Regions from separate parts of the Homo sapiens genome. Here region 2 is linked to region 1. Evidence: chromatin contacts called from ENCODE POLR2A ChIA-PET data. All regions are on one chromosome and are shown on one strand. Each heading gives the region's core, a stretch centred on a gene start or an enhancer-like site at or near the end of the contact. The rest is flanking DNA. Distances are from core to core; before and after follow the strand shown. Region 1 holds the start of MACIR (macrophage immunometabolism regulator). Region 2 has its middle 61 kb from the start of FAM174A.

The links. ChIA-PET counts read pairs that join two places held with the same protein, here RNA polymerase II (POLR2A).
Region 2: POLR2A ChIA-PET joins it to region 1 with 10 read pairs in PC-9. The contact joins the enhancer-like site here to the promoter of MACIR in region 1. POLR2A ChIA-PET finds 5 or more read pairs at or near these places in 2 of 52 experiments (PC-9 and activated B cell).

What each region holds. Positions count from the first base shown.
Region 1 is chr5:103,255,966-103,260,531 of GRCh38, reverse strand. It overlaps MACIR (macrophage immunometabolism regulator), which reads right to left and starts at 1,769. Exons shown (of 3, transcript NM_033211.4): 1 at 1,636-1,769. RefSeq lists silencers at 1,009-1,388, 1,599-2,108.
Region 2 is chr5:100,593,739-100,598,304 of GRCh38, reverse strand. No RefSeq gene overlaps it. Among named protein-coding and RNA genes, the nearest start is that of FAM174A, 61 kb to the right of the region's middle. Within about 2 kb of position 2,589, at least 6 of the 41 ENCODE cell types and tissues checked have a DNase peak (open chromatin) inside an H3K27ac peak, as active enhancers do.

The DNA of each region.
Region 1 (4,566 bases), core at 520-3,019:
CTGTATTCATTAACTCTTATATTCCATCCTGTTCATTTTACTTTTCAGTTTATAATGCATTCACAGTTACATAATTAAAACACTGAGGATTCTGTGACACATTCATTAAACTTAATAGTGTAATCATAAATCGCGGCCAAAAGCTTCTGCCGTAATAACCAATACTATATTTTGAAATGACTGGGAAAATAAACTTTGCAAAAGGGTCATTTCTACCTCTATAGTGTCAATCCAGCATTACAGGATTTGAGAAAATAAAACAACTAACAACCCTAAATTGTAGGTTGGCTCTTCGGAAAAAAAAAAAAAAGGAAAATGAGTCTAGTAACATCAGAAATATGCAAGAATTGTTCTTTCAGCTAGGAGCGGCAAGCACACTGTAAAATGCCTCCATTCTTCCTGCTCAAATAAAAAGTTCCCAGCTCCAGCTTTACCTGTGCACCACACACACACAAACACACACACACACACACACACACACGGAAATCTTGGTTCCACCCAAATCAGTAACCCACTGGGTTGAAAACTGAGGTGGAAGGAGAGGCAGGGAGTCCCTAAGCGTGTGGAACACTAGCAAGGGGAAAAGGACGGGGCCATCATTCCCTTCGCGTTCCCATCTCCTTTCTGGCGGAGACCTGCAGATTCCACCACTAGAGAGAGTTTGGCAGCTTCACAATGGGGCCGCGTTGCTGGAGGTCTGACTGCCACCCGCCTCGAAACCCCTCTCCTCCGCTTCCCACCTGCCCCAAAGTCCACCCGCGACAGGTGGGGCGAGGGTGGCAATGCCCGACATCTGCCGCTTAAGCTTCTGGCTCGGACCGGGCCCCAATCCACACGCGCACACACGGCCACAGCCGGCCAGTCCACCCCCACTGCACCGGCAGACACTCGGAGGGCGCGGGCGGCCTCGCACGCGGGTTGCAACCAGGACGAGGAGGGTCGGCGAGATCAGACCGCCGGGGCTCGCCCTGAGGTGCTATCTGACCCGGGCAGTCGCACCCTGAGCGCGGCCGGGCACGCAGCCAAAGGTGCCGCCGGCCGGGGAAAGCTACTTCTCAAAGGGGCCTCCAGGCCCGCTGCCCCGCGGTGCGGGAACAGCGGCCAAGGGAGGGAGCGAGCGAGCGTGCGCGCCAACGCGCCCCGACTTCCGCACCGCGGCACCGCGGGAGAGGCGCTCCGGGTCGCCGAGTCCCCGCACCTCCCCAGCGAGCGCACGACGCGCGCACACGGGGGCGCACGCCCCCGCACACTCACACGCGCTGCACACTCACGGCGTCTGCGGCCCCACCCCTGTGCCAGGGAACCGCAAGCTCCCCGCACCCCGCGCGGGCCCCACCCAGTTTACCAGACCCCAGTCCCCTTCGGGTGCCTGGGAACCGGTCCACCAAGGCCAAGGGACGCTGGGGCCGCCCCGCCGCCCATCGCAGAAGCTGGTCCGGCCGGGTTTCCCCAGCACCGCGGGCATCGTGCGCCCGGCCCAGACACGAGGCGGAGAGGAAGGGGCGGCGCCGCGATTAGGGCTGGCACTGGGGATCGGAGCCTGGGGCAAACCCACTCCCCCAAGCCCCCCATAACCACCACCTTTTCTGCAGCACAAAAGGTTACAGACGGAGCCGTCGTCCCCGTGCAACCTACCGATGGCCCAGGGCTCCGCTGCCTCCGCCGTGCCCGGGGCTGCGGAGCGGGAGACAGGGGCGGGAGAGGCGCAGGACTGCGGCGCCGAGATCCAGGCAGAGGCCGCCAGCCGAGCCAGCCGGGTACCCTCTCCTCTCCCACCGCGCTCGGCGCCAGCTACCGCCCTGCTTAGTCCCCGCCCCCTCCTCCGCCTCCTCCTCCGCCTCCTCCTCCGCCCGCCTTCCCGCCTCCTCCCTCTGGCTGCAGAGGCGCAGCCCGTCAGCGCTGAGCCCGCCTCCTGCGCCCAGCTCTCAGACACCCGGAGGAAGGGCGGGCCGGCTGGCTGCAGAAAGGCGCTAAGAGGCCAGAAGAAGTTGGCGGGGGTGGGCGGGGTTGTTGACTGGTGGTGGGGAGGAGGAGTCGCAACACCCGCTCTCTAGTCTAAACCCAGCACTCCAACTAAAGAGCTCCAACTTGCGGACCTGGGAACACTCCGGCTTCCTCAGTTAAGTGGTGTGCTGATATTTGTCACTTGTGAGTCTCTGCTTAAAGGGCTCAGCACTAAGCAAAAGTACAGAAAACTAGAAGGCCATGAAATTAAAAATTATAGGATCAGTCTACGAAAACTCGTAATACCCAGTGAAGGTGGCGGGGTGGGGCGGGGGGGGGAGTTCAAATTCAGATTCTGATTGGATTAACTATTTTTTAATTTGCACAAATGTTGATCTTGTCTATTATTGTAATAAATTATTTTCTTTGATGAAGATTTGCTTCTCTCAATTCATGTACATTTCTGCCGAACTGGTTAAGCTCAGCAATAAGAATATTTACTGGCATGCATATCCAAATTTACATCTCTCAATAACCATTCTGTGAGGAAGTAACCAATTATGATCCACATTTTAAAAATGCAGAAAGTTTAGGTCATATGCCTACTGAGTGGCTAAGGCTGAATGTGTACGCAGTCGGTGAACCCCAAAATTGTTTATAAGTGTTATAAATTTCGGTACCAGTGTCCAATCAAGAGAGTTTTATTTTTTAAAAGACAAAATGCTTTATCTTAACATAAAAGACATAAATCTGGAGTAGATTAATATAAGTTTAAACGAGTCTTGATTCACACTTGTTCCAGAATCTACATATGTTCCTGATAATATAAAGGCAAAAAATATATAAACACCTCTAGTCCAACAGAACCACTCCCGGAGGCCGCTCAGCTATAAGCCATTTTATGCTACTGCTTATGTGCCCTAAAATAAGTAAAGGAAGGTAGAGGGAAGAATAAGTTTTAAGGAATGTTCCCTAAACAATTTTACAAAACATCAGTTACTTTTTTTCCCGACATAGATTTGCATGTAATTTCAAAAATATAGAAGCTAGCACAACATAATATGAATAAATAAATGAAGAAACTTTTTTTGCATCAGTACATTAGGAGAATACACCGAGAATTATTTCCGATTATAATCTGTTTGACACAATAGTGTATTGTCCTGATGATCATTCTCATAAAACCACCTCCAAAACATTGTATATTTTATATTAAGAGACTTAATTTCATTTCTTCCTGTCTGAAATCTTATAACTTTTTCAGAAGAATGTCTTGTACTTGCCCTTTGCGCTGAGAGTTTGGCAGTGTGCTTTGGCCAAAAGCAATAAAGTTCCCCTCTTAGTTTATTAGGCTCAAGGCTAGCTCTCTTGAGGGCATTGTCTCCAAATTGCCTCCCTCCCTGGGTGGTGTTCTATGCTCCCATCCTAACCCTGAATCTTCACCCAATCAGAACCTAAGTCAGTTCTTGAGTGTCACAAAGAACACCTAATAAACCAATTCACCATGCAGTAATGGTTGATAATAGCTTTATGTGTGGCTCCATCAAGGATATGTTTATGCCACCTAGAGATACTGACTGGGTATTGTCTTCACTCGGATTGGATGTGGGTTGCAAGTGCCGTGGCTGAGGGGCATATAAGAGGTGCAAGTTAATGCAGAATCCCTTCCCAGAGCTTTTTAGTGTTTTAGGAAGATCTCTTCAACCTATAAAGAAAAATGGCATTCATATAAAGGGTTAGGCCCAAATGTAGAATAGACCCAGAGCCCTGAAAGGCCTTCTGAATTTGGGGACTCAGAAGCTCCATCTCACACACTCCTTGTGTAAGTTATGTCTTTGCCTCAAGGCATCCTTTCCAGAAAATCCCTTTAAAATGACTTTAAAATGTCAGCTGCCTGGGAAATATTATACTACGTTGATGTAAATGATGTCGGCTAGCAAACAACCAGCTTGAGAGAACAGAATAGGTGAATTTGATAACAACATAATGATGTAAAACAGAATCTACAAAGACAGGTGTGCAAGAAATACCACATTACCTTCTTTTCTATAAACTCATTTGTTTCAAGCAGGGTCTAACCAGGAAAACAGAAACCATTTTGAGTATCTACAGAAGTAATTGAATGCAAGAAATTGGTAACGTAGGTGATAGGAAAAGTCAGAAGCTAATCAGGAGATGGCACAGTAATCCAGAAACTAGCAACTGCGACCTCTAGCTGGAGAAATAAGAGAAGAGGCAGGGTTATTGGAGTCCAGGGCCCAGGCAGCATGGCCAGCCTGGTGAGAGCTGCGGCCATAGAGGAGAAACAACCACTGCCAAAGAAGCAATCTAGGGAGGGAGAAGGGGGAAATGTACTATACGTTCTCCTCTCCTGCCCTCCAATCTCCTTCCAGTGCCTTGCATTGGCCAAGTCTGATACACCTGCCATGGGAGCCAGGGAAACAGCCTACGGGGATCAGCCCTTTGAGACACTGAGGAGACTAGGAGAAGAACATAGAACGTGAATCTGCACTTGATTTTATTTCTCTTTAAAGGCCTTACTCTTTTGTAAAGTTCTTCCCTCATTCCCTCGAGCAGGGTCAAAGTTCCAAGAGCATATGCCAGACCAGACCATGAATGGGT
Region 2 (4,566 bases), core at 1,340-3,839, 2.7 Mb after region 1:
CCTACAGGATACTGACTAGATACAAGTAATCTACGAATGCTCTAACAGAACTGTATAGTGACCACACACCCTGTCTGGACTGCAAACTTTCATGACTATCATTGCTCCACTAAAAAATTTACCAAAGAATTACTACACTCTTCCAACACACAACCACAGGCAGTAGTTTCTGAGAGCTGTACAGGAGCTCTTCAGGCTTTTGAAGTATCAGATCTGTACAACATCTCAGAGGGCAGAGCCAGGGAACACAGAAACTGAATGAAGGAGTAAAATACTGCCTGACCAAGAGCTTACACTGCTCTTGGTTCAGGGAGTCCTTGTCATTCCTGATCAGTAAGATTTGAGAGATGCGAGATCAGTAACCTCTCTGTATTTGCTTAATCCCATCTTTTCCTGGATTAAATTTCTCAAAATAGCTGATCTATTTCTTCTCAAATATTGTACATGTTTTGGGGACAGATGCTTTGTCTTTTAGGTAATACAATGCCAGACAAGCAGGAATTGCTAGTTGTTCTATTGTTGAGATTACATATCACCAAGATCACACACTTTGGACTCTGAGTTGGATGGCATAACTAGAAGAGAGTTTGAGATATCTCTAGTGGAAAAGAGGTAATTATGTTACACCATTTAAAAGAAGAATGTTTAAAGAACGTTAAGTGTTAGGTAGCCAATGTATGAACTACAGAATATTTTGTTAGATTCCTATCAAATATCCATATTCATCTTTCTCTTTAAGGGACCTCCTCGTTTATTTTTTGTGAGGGTTGACAATGAACACAAATACACACACATACACACACAACCATATTTTCCAGTACTTTGCTGCTCGCTTTCTGAAATAGGAAACAATTCTGGTCAATGAGAAAAGATTAAACTGTGCTGAGGATTTCTGGGAAAATTTTGCTTTAGTGCATTAAATAATCTCTGACAATAACTCACCATAAATTGCCTCCCTTTCTTTATATAAATATTCCATCGTATATCATGAGCTGAAGTTTTATTTCTCTTTTCTTGAATCTGAGAAGGCTTTAGTGACTGATTTGGCTATTGGAATATAGCAGAAGTTACATTCAGGAACTCGTGAGACTAGGTCTCATAAAACCTTTCAGTGGCAAAAGGTTTATTGATAACACACTGCAGTAATTTAGTAAACAGAAAATGGTCCTAATGAATTCTATATCAGGATAAGGAGGTTTCCGGGCAGAGTGTTGAAAGTGCCAGTTGGTTTCTGTTAGATGCATAACATTAGGTACTCACGGAGAGAATGACATTTTTAGAAAGATAATATTCAGTGTTTTATAGAAAAATTGAGAGGAAAAAAGATTTAAGACTTACTGTGTTCAAAAATAAAATTATTTATCATCCCTAGTTTCTCCAAGTAGCAAAATTTTTCTCCAAATAAGAAATAGCCTCAGAGTAAAACTCAGTCCCAAGGTGTTTTCAGTAACACATGACATCAGGGTAGAGTTAACTTCAATAGAGCAATTACAGGACCCTTTATTGACACCTCAGAAACATTTATGGCAGGGCTGCAATCAGAAAAAGGCATCTGTGAATATGAAGGAGTATTATAAAGACTCTTTCAACTAGATAACAGGACTCCTAGGAATCTTAAGGCTGGGAACCCACGGTATCAAGACTCTAATCCTACAGTGAAGAGGAATCTATCTGACGAAAAATAAACTGTGGGGCTGACATTTGTCTAATGGTGTGAACCTCAATAAGACTGAATTAAAAGTCATAGAGGCAGTTCAGAATTTTTTTCAAAAGAGTCATTGGGGACTCAAACTTTTTCTAGGAGGAAGTAGGCTGAGAAAGATATTTAGCGGCAAACACAGGCGATTGCTAATGGAAAAGAAAGAAGTGTAGGGCACAAAGTCTGGTGCCTAGAAGGCAGAGCCAAGTGACATAGAGGCACATTATCTGGGGCAGGACTGGGCCCCAGTCAAGGAACTGGTGGCATGTGCTCAGTTAAACTTCAGAACTGCCATCGATGAGTGAGTGCTGTCTTTTACCAGAGCACAGTCTTTTTTAAAATTGTCTTTTTTTTTTTTTTGTCAGTTTCATAACCTTGTATCACCATTGTTATATTGAGCATTCAGTTGAGAAGATAACTTATTGTGTTACCGAGCAGGTAACTTGTCTCTTTGGTTCAAAATTCTTCTGTTAAAAAGAAACTAGTCTTGAGGAATTGCACCTGAGAAGTTGGACCCTCATTTCCCCTTGAACTTTATTTGAATGATGAATCCTAGACTTCAAACCGTAGTTGATTTTGCATGTGGGAGGAACATGAATACTGGTAGGCAGAGAGTACAGTGGTAGATAGTTTCCAAAAATAGTCACCATTGAGTCCTTTCTCTCTTTGCTCACATATGCTGTTTTTCGCACAATGAGGTGGGATCTAATTTCCTTCCTGCGAGTTTGAGCTCACCTTAGTGATTTGCTTGACCAATAGAATGTGGCAGAAGCAATATTCTCAAACATGTAAAACCAGATTATAAGAAGACTTGCCACTTTCACTTTAAATGCTTACTGTTGGGAAGCTTTCTCTTAGAACCCAGCTGCCACGCTATGAGAAGCCAAAGCTGTGCGTAGGCATTTCAGCTGAGCTCCCAGCCAACAGCTAATATCAACTCTCAGCCACAAGAGTGAGTCATCTTGGACTTCCAACCCAGCTGAATATTTAGATGATTCCAGTCCCAGACACAATCTGACTGTAATCAGATGAGAGATCCCAAGTGAGGAAAGCCAGTTAAGCTTTGTCAATACACAGAATAAAATATGATGATAAATGTTTTTAGCTACTAAGTTTTGAAGAGTTTTATGTGAAATAATAGGCGCCTGAAACAGCTGTTCAAAGGGCCAACCATATTTCTTTCGTTCTTTTCTTTCCTCCTTCCTTTTGCAAACAAAGGCAGGATGGCTAGAGTTGGAACAGTCATCTTAAGATCATAAAGAAAATACCAACGCGTTTTTAGAGACCTTGAGCCTGGATCCCCTGAGCTATAAAGATGTTAACAATAGCAACCACAAACTCCCTGAAATCAAGATATTAGAAAAACGCATCTCCTATTTGGTTTTTTGGTTACATGTAGCCACATAACCAAACTGATACTCCAGAGATAAAGTGAATACAAAAAATGATATTATACAGTCTTGTACTTTGGTAAACAGAGGCTTCTGGTTCAGCTCACAAGTTTTGTGGATAAAAAGAAAGAACTAGCCATATAATTACAAACACCTCAAAGCATGTAAAGTAAAAATAAAACTAGCTGCTCAATGGAAACCCAAACATTTTGATACTGAAGTAGAATATTTCTCAAAATTCCTTATAAAAGATATATGCTGTGATATAGTGTAAAACTTACTCATTAATGACACATTGAATATAACCTTATCTTTCACAGCTATGTATTTGATAATATCTCTGTTCAGCAGTGGCATAATGACAGATAGTTAAAAGAAATTCTACAAGAGGAAAACGATATAGTCAACTTGTACAGCTGTTGGCAGCCTGAATTAACTCATGGACAAAATTCAGAATAGAGAAATTGGTGACTAGTGATTTCTGCCACCAGTCTTTATAAAAAACTTGTGCTAGTGAGCTTTAGGTAAATGAATATAATAAAATCTTACAGTGAAAACATTACCTATTATTAAAGATGAACTCAAATGCTTAGATGGAGATAGAGTTAAAATTCTCTGGTGGAAATTGGAGAGCCTAATTAGTGTATGTGCCTGGATGGAAGGCCCCAATTCAATCTGGAAATTGGCTCAGATAGTACCCAGTAGAACAGTAAGGACTTTTCTCATAGGACATTTCTGTTTATTTCACCAAAAAAAAAAAAAAAAAAAAAAAAGACATGGCAAACTGAGATGTTAATTGTCTAGCCCATAGAACATAGGTCCAATAATTTTAACTTGAAAAAATTAATTAGGTATTGCTAATTTCCCTATTTGATTGTATGCATATATGAGCAAGGTGTTGCTTAGGGTATGGAAGGTGATGGAGATGCTAAGAGAAGATAGCATGACTTCTGGCTTGGACACTTGAATGAATGTTGGTGCCCTTCATTGAGATTGGTAACACAAAGTAAGGGTAGTTTGTGTAAGAATGATAATGACCATCAGTTTGATGTATCTCTGGGCCATCCATGTGGGGTGGAAGAGATATATAGATAGATATATAGATATATATAGATATATAGATATATAGATATATAGATATATAGATATATATAGATATATAGATATATATAGATATATAGATATATAGATATATATAGATATATAGATATATAGATATATATAGATATATAGATATATATAGATATATATAGATATATAGATATAGATATATAGATATATAGATATACAGATATATATAGATATATAGATATACAGATATATATAGATATATAGATATACAGATATATATAGATATATAGATATATATAGATATATAGATATATATAGATATATAGATATATAGATATATGTAGATATATAGATATATAGATATAGGTAGATATATAGATATATAGATATAGGTAGATATATAGA